Regions from separate parts of the Homo sapiens genome. Here regions 2, 3 and 4 are each linked to region 1. The links are chromatin contacts, found by Hi-C or POLR2A ChIA-PET in ENCODE. All regions are on one chromosome and are shown on one strand. Each heading gives the region's core, a stretch centred on a gene start or an enhancer-like site at or near the end of the contact. The rest is flanking DNA. Distances are from core to core; before and after follow the strand shown. Region 1 holds the start of MAGED1 (MAGE family member D1). Region 2 holds the start of RBM10 (RNA binding motif protein 10). Region 3 holds the start of HDAC6 (histone deacetylase 6). Region 4 holds the start of EBP (EBP cholestenol delta-isomerase).

Evidence for each region. Hi-C counts contacts between places; a loop is a spot of excess contacts on that map. ChIA-PET counts read pairs that join two places held with the same protein, here RNA polymerase II (POLR2A). Pooled maps may share reads with other maps.
Region 2: a pooled map shows a loop between it and region 1 (12-fold over the local background). The contact joins the promoter of RBM10 here to the promoter of MAGED1 in region 1. A Hi-C loop is called at or near these places in 6 of 50 pooled maps.
Region 3: a map of ascending aorta shows a loop between it and region 1 (5-fold over the local background). The contact joins the promoter of HDAC6 here to the promoter of MAGED1 in region 1. A Hi-C loop is called at or near these places in 1 of 168 maps with a recorded cell type or tissue (ascending aorta) and 10 of 50 pooled maps. POLR2A ChIA-PET finds 5 or more read pairs at or near these places in 1 of 52 experiments (SK-N-SH).
Region 4: a loop to region 1 is called in a pooled map, with 7 times the contacts of the local background. The contact joins the promoter of EBP here to the promoter of MAGED1 in region 1. A Hi-C loop is called at or near these places in 9 of 50 pooled maps.

The regions. Positions count from the first base shown.
Region 1 is chrX:51,892,173-51,894,872 of GRCh38, reverse strand. MAGED1 (MAGE family member D1) reads right to left here and starts at 1,250. Exons shown (of 13, transcript NM_006986.4): 1 at 1,118-1,250; 2 at 524-604. The coding sequence starts at 568. RefSeq lists enhancers at 474-523, 744-793, 1,106-1,195, 1,836-1,955.
Region 2 is chrX:47,143,933-47,146,861 of GRCh38, reverse strand. RBM10 (RNA binding motif protein 10) reads right to left here and starts at 1,641. Exons shown (of 24, transcript NM_005676.5): 1 at 1,377-1,641. It overlaps NDUFB11 (NADH:ubiquinone oxidoreductase subunit B11), which reads left to right and starts at 2,160. Exons shown (of 3, transcript NM_001135998.3): 1 at 2,160-2,389. The coding sequence starts at 2,183. RefSeq lists an enhancer at 1,348-1,617.
Region 3 is chrX:48,800,496-48,803,497 of GRCh38, reverse strand. It overlaps HDAC6 (histone deacetylase 6), which reads right to left and starts at 1,431. Exons shown (of 29, transcript NM_006044.4): 1 at 1,356-1,431; 2 at 713-835; 3 at 499-627; 4 at 282-370. The coding sequence starts at 805. RefSeq lists enhancers at 780-859, 1,490-2,003, 1,850-2,119, 2,241-3,002 and cis regulatory regions at 2,831-2,877, 2,580-3,002.
Region 4 is chrX:48,520,558-48,523,262 of GRCh38, reverse strand. EBP (EBP cholestenol delta-isomerase) reads right to left here and starts at 1,455. Exons shown (of 5, transcript NM_006579.3): 1 at 1,356-1,455. It overlaps PORCN (porcupine O-acyltransferase), which reads right to left. Exons shown (of 15, transcript NM_203475.3): 15 at 2,455-2,705. RefSeq lists silencers at 1,171-1,350, 1,411-1,640, 2,555-2,614.

The DNA.
Region 1 (2,700 bases), core at 1-2,500:
TACTAAACATGTGGCAGGGGTGAAGTAGGGCAAGGGCAAAATGAGGGGTGGGGCGGTATGCGGAAAGTGGGCACGAACAGGAGCCGGGGACGCTCCAAGAGGCGTGCAGTAGCAGCTCAGGACGGCAGGCGGATCGCGGAGTTGAGAATAAGGGGGGTCGCACAGAGTGGGGAATGCAGAAAGAGGGAGGGTGGAGGCAGGAGGCTGGGGGAGGGGGTGACAGACTGCTCTACAAGCGTCAGGATTCTGGAAAAAAAAAAAAATGGTTCCTTACCCACCCCGCATTCTCTGGGCAGATTGCCCTGACTACTAACAGGGTCTCCCCTCTCTCTGAGCAGGGACTGATGGCTGAAAAGAGACGCCCCTCCCCCCCTTCGATAAACGATGGGAATTCGAAAAGCCCACGGAGTCTAGTCACTAAATAGGGTCAAACCGGATCCCGGCGTTTGGGAGACCAAAGAGGCCCGCGGGGAGGGGTGACTGTCGGCTGGGGAAATGGTGGGGTGGGGAGTGGAGATCTCACCTGGAAGCCGAGGAGGCCCGCACCACAGTCCATTTTCTGAGCCATGGCTCCTGTCCCTCTGGCAAGAGCGGAGCCTGGGGGCTGTGGGAGAGGGGCAGGGCGTTATACTACAGAGGGCAAATACGAAGGACCTAATTGGGAGGGGGGTGACTGTGGTCTGACTGTGCGGGCGGATAAGGTGAATGTGAGGAGGAACGGATCGGAGCGGTAAAAGTGAATGGGCGTCCAGATGGAGGTTCTGAACCCCGAGAAGCTACTGACAGGGCGAAGCTTCAAATGGGGATCGGGAAGCAGATGAGTTCTGAATTCGGAGCGGGGGTGCGGTTGGGTTGGGATTCGCATTTGGGAAGTTGCATGGAGGTTTTGAGTCAGGAGGAATCATCTAACAGTACAGATCGAGGTCAAGGAATCTGAGGATTTCGAACGATGGGAGGGATCGGACAGGGGTTTTGAATCAGGAAGGATCGGGAGGGGCATTGAATTGGGGTTTGGGGGGTGGAAGGGGATTCAGAATCCAGGGTGAAGGGATCGGGATAAAAAAAAATGGGGGCCCGCACCAGGGGGCAGATGCCCAGTCTGGGGGCTAATTCTCACCTTGCCTCAGGCCCCAACCCCAACCCCCTCGCTGCCTCCCTTCTTCACGACTCAGAGGATCGGGATTGCTGGGCTCGGCTCTCAGCAGCCGCACTCTCTCCTTGTCCAGGAGAAAATGCCAGCGCGGCAGCTTGGGCGACCCCGCCTCTTCGCCTAATATACCACCCACCGCCTCAGGACGTTACGCGCATGCGCAAACACTGAAGAGCCAAAGTCAGTCCCGCCTGCTTTCCCAACAAAAGCTTCGTCCTGGAGACCATGATGCGCATGTGCGCTGGAAGGCGGTCCCGCCCCCTTTGCCAACACACCACCCCACCACCAACCAGGTCGACACTATACAACAGCACCTCCCCTTCCTCTACGCCCCCTCCCCCACAGATGCGCTGTGCCTCTTGGTCCCACCCCTTGCCCCACACACCGGCCCCCTACCTTTTCCGCAATGCGTCTCTATTCCGTCCCTCCCCTATTCAAGGCCCCTCCTGTCAGGCCGGCTTGCATCTCCACCCCCTTGTCCAGCATGCTTAGGTCTCTGTTTGGGGTCTCTAATTGCAACAAGTGTTAGACCTCTGCTGAGGAAACGGAATGGCCTGAGAGGATACACTATTGGAGCTAACAAAGTAGTAGTAGTAAGTCTGTGGCTGCCACGTGACTCCATGATTTCTCCCTCACCCCCTGCCCGCCCCCACAAGCTCCCAGACGCAGAAAGAACGTTAGTTTCTTCCCTTTCTTTCTGCAGCTCCGGTGATGGACTCATTTTGTGTGTGTTGGGGGAGGAAAGGAGGGAAGGGCACAGCTTGTACATCACAGCAGGATTTGTGCTGGGGCTTGTCTTCCTGTCACAGCAGCCCTGGGAAGTGGATGTCAGCACCCCTATTTTGCAGATCAGGAAGCTGAGGCACAGATACATTGCATGAACTAGACAAGGCCACAGAGCCAGGAAACAAAATGCAAAATTTGGGTCTGGGTCTTCCTGACTCCAAAGCCCACATTCTGCTCATGCTGGCCTGGGGACTAAGGGTACCCCTCCCTCCTCCATTTGAGCAACAGACCACGGCACCCCATTTGTACCAAACAAGCAAAGTTTGTGTTCTAGGAGGCCCAAGCTCATGCTCTGCATTCAGGAGGACACAAGCAGAGGCCCCCACCCTCCCCCTGCCCTGTGTGGGTCCATCCAGGCGTGGGAATTGCTCCTTGGGGTCCACTCTGTGCTCAGAACATCAGGCCTCTTCCTTATCAGGGATACAATCACACTGTCCCTGAGGCCTTCCTGGTGCCCACTGGAGCAGCCAGGACAATCAGACCTGTGTGTCTGAGCCATGGCAAGCCCTGGTTCCTTTCAGGGCTGGGGCCTGGGGCAGCTGTGGTTTTATGGAGAGAAACTGGGCTGGGCTTCAGAATTCCAGGAATGGAGTGCCCAGCCTGTCTGTCTCGAGCTGTGTGAGCCCGCACGGGTCACTCAATTCTCTGGGCCTGGTTTCTCAATGTGCAAAGTGGAATGCACAGCAAGTGGGTCCTACCCAAGGACACACACGCTGCTATGCTTCCAGGATAACTGGAGAAACTCAAAAAGGCAGAAAATTAAA
Region 2 (2,929 bases), core at 392-2,891, 4.7 Mb after region 1:
AGCAAAAGACCATGAAAGGCTCTTGGGGGGGTGTGTGAAGGGGCGAACTTGGCGACGAGACAGCTGCCACCTCCCTGGGCTCCTGGCCAACACAGCCTTGGCCCTCACACAGCAACTGGCTCAGCCCTGAGCCCTGTCTCTTATGTGCAGCCCGGTCCTAAGGTGGTTCCCTCCCCAGGGCTCAAGCCCGGTTTCCAGAGGCAAAAGGGGCCCTTTTGGAGGCTGTTCTGAACCACTGTGCTCTTCTATTGGGATGGAGCAGCAGCCACTTCATCCAACCCTCAGGGCTGTGGTGAGAACTCAGGGAGTCCTGAGAACCCTGTGACCCAGCCAGAGGTCAGGATGAATCCCAGATCTTCAGGCCCCACCCTCTGAATAAGAAGCAGGTAAAGCCAGGCAATAATAGCACCTGCTCAACACTAGGTTGCTGCCACACCTTTGCTCTATGCTCGTGCACACACATACACAGACAAACACACTCCAATTTTCTCTTCCTCCTCAAGCCACAGGGAACCCGAGTTACCTGCTCCCAGGTGGGCAAGAGTTAGAATCACACAGAGGCACTGGCGTCTGAGAGCACAAAAACCTTCAAGAGACTCTGGCAAAGGGGCCAGAGTCACACAGTAACATCCACCACAGCCAAGGGCCAGTCACAGACACGAGCCCCAAATAACTACGGGCCCACATCACAGAAGGAACACACAGTAAGGACCACAATTACACAGTGGGTCCCCTTTCCATGGATGAGCGTCAGTGTCACAGATACAAACTCCCCAAAAGAAGGGGCAATGAGTCACACACACATTCCCTGCATGCCCCTTCCCACCCAATAAGTGGGTTAGGGTCAATCAAAAGACAGTCGTCCCCCAAGCCCCGCCCCATGGATAAGGATCAGAGTCACAGACCGCCCCCCCTCAAAGGGTAAAGACCAGAGTCACATCCCCCCTCCGATCCCCCAGGAATAGAGACCAGAACCACAGAATATTTCCCCATGGACCGATAAACACCAGAGTAACACAGAGCAGCATCCCCTCTCCTATGCACAAACTCAAAGTCGCAGACAACCGCTTCCCCACTGATAAACTTCGATGTAGCCGACACAGTGATCCACAGTAGCCCACTCCCATCCGTCCCTCCCTTCCCCCAACCCGCATGCACCCATCCCATGTCCCAGTCGCGCACGCGCCTTTGCTCACACCAAAAAAAAAAAAAAAAAAAAAAAAAACCAAAAAAAAAAAAACCCTCCCGGGTTGAGACATTGCACCAACCCCTCCGTTCCGCGCATCTCCCCCGACCCGAAGTCCGCCCTCGCGCCTCCTCTACGTCCCCGCCCCGGGCCCCTTACCTCCGCCCCCACGACCAGCGTCGACGCTCACCTTCTCGGCCCGGGCTGTCAAGGAAGGGCTCCCAGACATCACCTCTGCCCGCCGCCACCTCCTCCAACTCTCCCAGCTCAGCCGGAGCCGGAGCGCGCAACAACCAAGTCCGAGACTGGAGGCAGATCGGGGGGAGGGGAGAAGCGCCAAGCGCGCTGCCCTCCCAGGGAAACTCACTGCCGCCTACTCCCAGCCGGCCACAGTCACCAGCTCAAAATGGCGACGACGAGAAGGGAGTCGGCGCTCCGACCACCATCCACCTACTAAGGAAGCGCGCTCTGGCCGGCCCCGGCGATTGGTCACCGCCCGCTAGGGGACAGCCCTGGCCTCCTCTGATTGGCAAGCGCTGGCCACCTCCCCACACCCCTTGCGAACGCTCCCCTAGTGGAGAAAAGGAGTAGCTATTAGCCAATTCGGCAGGGCCCGCTTTTTAGAAGCTTGATTTCCTTTGAAGATGAAAGACTAGCGGAAGCTCTGCCTCTTTCCCCAGTGGGCGAGGGAACTCGGGGCGATTGGCTGGGAACTGTATCCACCCAAATGTCACCGATTTCTTCCTATGCAGGAAATGAGCAGACCCATCAATAAGAAATTTCTCAGCCTGGCCGAAAATGGTTGGCCCCACGAAGCCACGACAACTGGAGGCAAAGAGGGTTGCTCAACGCCCCGCCTCATTGGAAAACCAAATCAGATCTGGGACCTATATAGCGTGGCGGAGGCGGGGCGATGATTGTCGCGCTCGCACCCACTGCAGCTGCGCACAGTCGCATTTCTTTCCCCGCCCCTGAGACCCTGCAGCACCATCTGTCATGGCGGCTGGGCTGTTTGGTTTGAGCGCTCGCCGTCTTTTGGCGGCAGCGGCGACGCGAGGGCTCCCGGCCGCCCGCGTCCGCTGGGAATCTAGCTTCTCCAGGACTGTGGTCGCCCCGTCCGCTGTGGCGGGAAAGCGGCCCCCAGAACCGACCACACCGTGGCAAGAGGACCCAGAACCCGAGGACGAAAACTTGTATGAGAAGGTGAGAGGCGGGGGGGGGGGGGGGGGTAGTGGGGACGGAACCCCGAAGGGGTCAGTCCGGGATCGGCAGATGGGGCGCTGTAGAGGACGTTCTTAGGCAGTAGAGGACTGCGCGGCCGGCGAAAGCCTAGAAGACTTGGGAATTTTGCCTACCTTGTGTTCCTCCTTTGTCTCTCGGTATCTTCGTTCCAGGGCCAGAGGCAGGATTGGTTTTATTTTGCAGACAGAAATCACACCTCAAGTGGACAGCGCTCAAAACACGTTAGAAGCAGTATAGTACAACGATAATACTAAACACCGATATGGCACTTGCTCGTTGCCGTCTGCATTCTTTTTTTTTTTTTTATAGGGACGAGATCTCGCTATGTTGCCCAGGCTGGTCTCGAACTCCTGGCTCAAGCGATCCTCTCGCCTCGGCCTCCCAAGGTGCTGGGATTACAGGCATGAGCCACCGCTCCGGGCCCCGTCTGTGTTCTAAACACTTGACATGCATTAGCTCATCTTATACTCGAAACAAACCCCATTTCGAGGTGGGCTCTAT
Region 3 (3,002 bases), core at 182-2,681, 3.1 Mb after region 1:
TGGCTGTTTAATGATCTGCCCTCCTACTCATCAATCCGCTCCTAGAGAAGGACCCCTGTCTGTTGTTTGGTACATTTGTATCACCAACTCTTGGCACACAATAGGCACTCAATAAATGTTTGTTAGCTACATAAAAGAACCCTTTCAAGTGTGAGCCCTACCTCCCCAAATCATCTGCTTCCAGTATCCAGGCTGGGGTAAGAAAAGATTTATTCTTGCTAATGGGCTCTAAGTGTGTGTATTTTTGTGGTTTGGAGACAGCCTGGAGGACCCAGCCTCACCTGTCATCCCAGAGGCAATGGAATTCATTTAACTGCTCATCCAACACCAAGCCAGTGCCAGCCAGTGCTTCAGCCTCAAGGTTCAGATCCTGCAGAGGAAAAAAAAAAGGAGACACAGATCCATTTTAGGCCCTGAGTCAGAGGGAACTGTCCAGGGTGGGGAACCTTTGGGTTTTGATTGTCATACGAGGCTAAACTGCAGCCAGGCCCTGCTCACCATCCCTTGCAGTCCCACGATTAGGTCTTCTTCCATTGCTTGGCCGAGCTTCTTCATTTTGCCTTTCTTCTTTACCTCCGCTAGATTGGGGATAGAGCGGGGAACGGCTCCCTTTTTAATATTTCGCTTCTGTGAATCAGAGAGAAGGGTCAGAGTCCAGGGCATGACCAACTTGCTCCCTCTCCCCCTCATCAGGGCGGGTCTAGGGCCTCACCGAAGTGACACTGGAGTCCTGAGGGGGCGACTGGGGGTTCTGCCTACTTCTTCGCTGCCTGGTTGTGGTGGAATCCTGGCCGGTTGAGGTCATAGTTGAGGAGGCTTGGCCCCTGCCGCGGTTCTGGGGGTGGGGGGAGGAGCGTGGGTATGTGAGGGGGCTAGTGTGCCCTGAGGACCCCACCTCTCTGCCCTTTTCCAGGCTCCGCCCCCTCTATTAGATTCCATTCCTTACGCGATCTGATTCTCCACAGCCTTCCAAACTCCGCCTCTCTCAGGCCTTCTCCCTCCACTCAGGTGGCCATTCTACCCGGCCCCGCCCGGCCCGCTAGACTCCACCCCTTTTACACGATTCTCTTTCCCTGGTCTTGCCCTTTCACGGAGCAATGAGCCCCCGGGCTCACACAGTCCGTCTTAGGGCCTGCCCTTTCCAACCAATCACCGCCCCTTCTACTCTCCTAAGCCCCATTCCCAGACCCTCTAAGCCCAGCCCAGACCCCATTCCTTCACGAACCTGCCCTTTCGGCCTATCTCCCGGGATAATCACCCACCCTTTCACTCAGCCGGCCCCGGCCCCGACCCCGGTTTCGACTCCACCCTTAACGATTCACTTAACTCCACCCCTTATCGGGCCGGACCGGTACCTTCCACTCCGCCAGATCCCGCCCCTAGCGTTTCAACCAGCCCCGCTCCTCAGGGGACTGCCCCGTTCCTTCAACCAGCTCCACCCCCTGCCCAGACCCGACCGCTAACGTTTCGCTAACCCTCTTCAGCCAGTCCCTAGCCGCCTTCGGTCGGCCTCCGCCCCCTTCCCGCCTCCGCCGTCGACGCGCTGTACTCACCGCTCCACTCATTGGACGCAGCCCCTTTCTCAAACTCCGCCCTTGGCTCGCTCCACCAAGTTTCTGGCGACCTGTGGGGACGCGAGCGCTCAGGCTTTTCTTTTCCATTGGGCCTCGTCTCTCGACTGCCCGCCCAGATCCCGCCTCCAGAGGGGACCGTGCCTCAAGGCCGCGCCCCTCGCGCGAGCCACACCTCTCGCGAGCTCACAAGCGGCGGGGCGGTGCGTCGGCGTGCTACGCCAGCTGGGCTGAGCCACACCGCGAGCTCACAGGCGACGGGGCGGTGCGTCGGCGTGCTACGCCAGCTGTGCTGCGCCTACGTAAAAGGCAGGCGCCGGCGGTTCCCGACAGGGCTGCGGTGCAAGCTTTTTCTTGCCTCGGCTATCGTCGCTGTCGTCCCGGATGCCATAGCCGCCGCCCCTCCGTCCCTGTCCAGTCACTTAGGAGCCCTTCGGGTCGGCGGTGTCTGGAGAGCAAGCAAGGAAGCGAGGGAATTAGGAAGGGGCATCTTACCTTTTCCCCGCGACTTCCCGCGCGACGCGCCGTGATGACGTAGCGCGGGCGGGCTGGTTGTGGCTGGGCCGAGAGCGAGGTTGCCACTGGACGTTGGTGGTGGCGGCCAAAATAGGCGTGGTGACGATGCTAAATGTGAGGATTTTCCGAGTTAATATTCACTATGGTGGTACACAGGAAACACTGGCCGAATATTAGCTATTAATATTCTGCCGCAATATTCTGAGTGGAAGGAGTCTTAGTGGGGGCAGGGAATGGTAATGATAGCAAGTATTATGTGACAGGCATCGTTGTAAACCACAATTCTATGAGGTAGTTCCCATTATTAAGGCTGCTTTGCAGATAAGGAAACTGAGGTTACGGGACTTAACCATGTGACTTTGGGCAAGTTGCTGAACAGTTCTGTGCTCCGTTTCCTCATCTGGAAAGTTGTGATAATAATAGTGCCCAGGGCCAGAATGGCCTTGAGGATGGGAGTTCTCATGGGCAGCAGCTCTCCCTATCTGCCCCCTCCAACGGGTAACCACTGCTCCCAAGCAGTAATAGAAAGTGTGTGTGCGTCTGGGGAGCTGTCCCTAGGCACCCCCTCTCCCCCGCAACTCCCACTCCATGTCTAAATGTCAGCTCTGCAGGAGGCCGGTTTGTCCTCCTAATCTCCCTGTCTCATTCTCCACCATTTCCTACCGGGCTATAAGCTGGGACCGGAGAGATAAGCAGTCCGGGGGTTCTGCATCAGACTGACAGATTGACGGTCTCACCGCCCAGTAGCTTTGCCCTCTGATCCTCTTGAAGATGTCCTGCCGCCTCTTCCCTCTCACCCCTCCTACGTGAACCTATCTTTTGTCTCAGCGCAAAAGAGTTGCAGACCTAAGACCTTTAAACCCCTACACTCACCAAAGAAAACACATACAATGATAACACACTACAAAAAAATTC
Region 4 (2,705 bases), core at 206-2,705, 3.4 Mb after region 1:
TTTAAGACCATGACTAAAGGCCAGGCACCGTGGCAGGTAATTCCAGTGCTTTGGGAGGCTGATGCAGGAGCAGCACCTGAGGCCAGGAATTCAAGTCCGGCCTGGGCAACACAGCGAAACTGTCTCTAAAAAAATAAGAAAATCAGTCAGGTGTGGTGACAAAGGCCTGTAGTCCCAGCTAGTAGGTAGGCTGAGGCAGGAGGATCGCTTTGAGCCCAGGACTTCAAGGCTGAAGTGAGCAGTGACCACATCACTGCCCTCCAGTCTGAGACTCTGCCTCTAAAAAAGAAGGCCGGGCGCGGTGGCTCACGCCTGTAATCCCAGCACTTTGGGAGGCCAAGACGAGTGGACCACTTGAGCTCAGGAGTTCAAGACCAGCCCGGCCAACATGGCAAAACCCCGTCTCTACTAAAAATACAAAAATTAGCCAGGTGTGGTGGCGTGCGCCTGTAGTTACAGCTACTCAGGAGGCTGAGGCAGGAGAATCGCTTGAACCTGGGAGGCAGAGGCTGCAGTGAGCCGGGGTCATGCCACTGCACTCCAGCCTGGGCAACAGAGCGAGACTCTGTCTCAAAATAAAATAAAAAAGAAAAGAAAAAGAACATGACTGAAACACAAGGCCACAGAAAGGCTGAAAGCTTGTTCCAGCCCTTTAGAAGCCATATTATGATGTGGTAGAAACAGTCCCGGTCTCAGCCCTCGGGGGTCAAAGTCTGGTGGGAGGCACATGGGAACAACACCTGATCCCAGCCCTCCCTGGTCACAGTCTGGCGAGGGAGATACAGGACCAGGCCTGGTGTCTTCCTTCAAGGGTCACAAACTGCTCACGACCACCAAACCCAGTCCTGTGCTCCGGGGTCACGGTTTGGTAAGAGACACAGGAACCAGGCGTGGTCCAGTTGCACAGGTCAGCGTCTTAAACCGTTCAACAAAAAGCTATTCCCTCCCCCACGTAGTCCTGAAAACTGCAACTGGGGGACAGAGGAAAGAAAACGAATCAGAACTACAACCCTCGGTGCCAGCGTTTGGAAAGCCAGAGCCTCCCCGCGAGAGCGTGCAACGCCGTCAACCTGCAGGGAAGAGACGGATATTGAAAGGCCGGTGTCTGGCGTGCAGCGCTAGAACGGAACACAAAGCCGGTCAATCCGAACCAGAACCCTCCAGTCCCGCTGCCCAATGAGAAGACGGATCTTCTGTCCTCTGGACAACCGTGCGGTAGCTGGGGGTCTCGCGCAGGCGCAAAAGGGCGGTGGGGGGGGCGGGTGGCAAAGGGTCTCGCGCTGGCACGCCGAGGGCTGGCCGCGTAGCCGGGGAGAGCTGGGGGAGGGAGCAGGGGCCGGGTGGAGGGCACTCACCAAGGCGCGCGACGGCAGCGGCCTCCCACGCTGGCTCCGGGCTCTCTTTAGGCTGGGTCTCGCGCTCTGTCACATCCCTAGTTCGGGCTCATCCCCTAGTGGGTTCTCTTGCCTTACGGAGCGAGCCAATGGTGAAGCGAAGAAGGCGGCCCGTGCCGCTCCCAACCAATAGACACTCTCTTTGTACCTCTAGCCCCGCCCCCGCGCGTGGCGCCATTTTCACCTGAGTTAGGTTTGGGGTGGAGACTGGGACGCGCCAAGGTTAGTGGGCGTTTTGGATCCGTAGCCAATCTGCATCGAGTCCTGGCTTCAATTTCCCCATTCCCTTATCAGTCGATCAAAACGGGGACTCATTAAGGTCTGTACCCGCTTCTTCCGCTGGTGAAATTAGCGTTGCGTTGCATCCTTTCACCTCCGCCCTTTTCTAGGTAGAGTAACCCTTAGTATAATGCAACGAAACTGTTACAAGCAGATCACACGCTATACACTGCAACCACCCCCTCCCCAGCTCTTCAGTGCTCAGAACTCCTCAGTCCTAATAGCAGCGGTCATTCTCTCTTCTCCCGACCTCAAGTCAGAAGAACTAGTTAGAACCCAGGCCTCTCAGTCCTACTGACCAATTGGCATGAAGACCCTCAATCTCCATATGCCAGTTCTAAAAAGCCAATCAAACGCCTAACCACCAGTGGGCCCCCAGATGGAGCAATCAATCAGAATCCAGACCCATCCCAGACCTCCCATCCAATTAGAACCCACAACCCTCAGTCCTAAGGATAAATAGGCACCAACCCTTCATCTCTCTTGCTTTCTCTCCTCTGTGTCCCACTCAGAGCAACCAATCAGAATGGGGATCCTTCAGTTTTCCAGCCAATCAGGCCTCCCCCACATCCAACTATGCAATCTGTCCCTGCCCTGATCAAACCAAGCAGGACCAGGATCCTGCCATCTTCAGGCTCATCATCTAATCAATCATAAACTAACCATGAACCAATCACAGTCTGCTCTCTCTTCATGGTTTCCAGCTTCCAAACCTTTATCCATGCTGTGCTCCCTTCCTCACTCATTCCTATTCCCCTCTGAGCAGTGAAGAAGAAGCCTATTGAATATTTCCTACTTTTATTTGACAATAACAAATTGTATATAAAAAGGAAGAAGGAAGGCGGGGAGGCCCTGGATCTCCCCTTCTCTGTTTCCCCAAGCATCCCCCTCTAGGCCCCAGCAGGCACCACCCCCTTCCTGCCTTGTGGTGGGGTGGGGATTGACAGGCATGAAAATGGTGTGATTTTGTGTGTGTGTGTGTGTGTGTGTGTTGAGGTGTTGGGGGTCAAGGATGGAGGGGGTCAAGGAGTA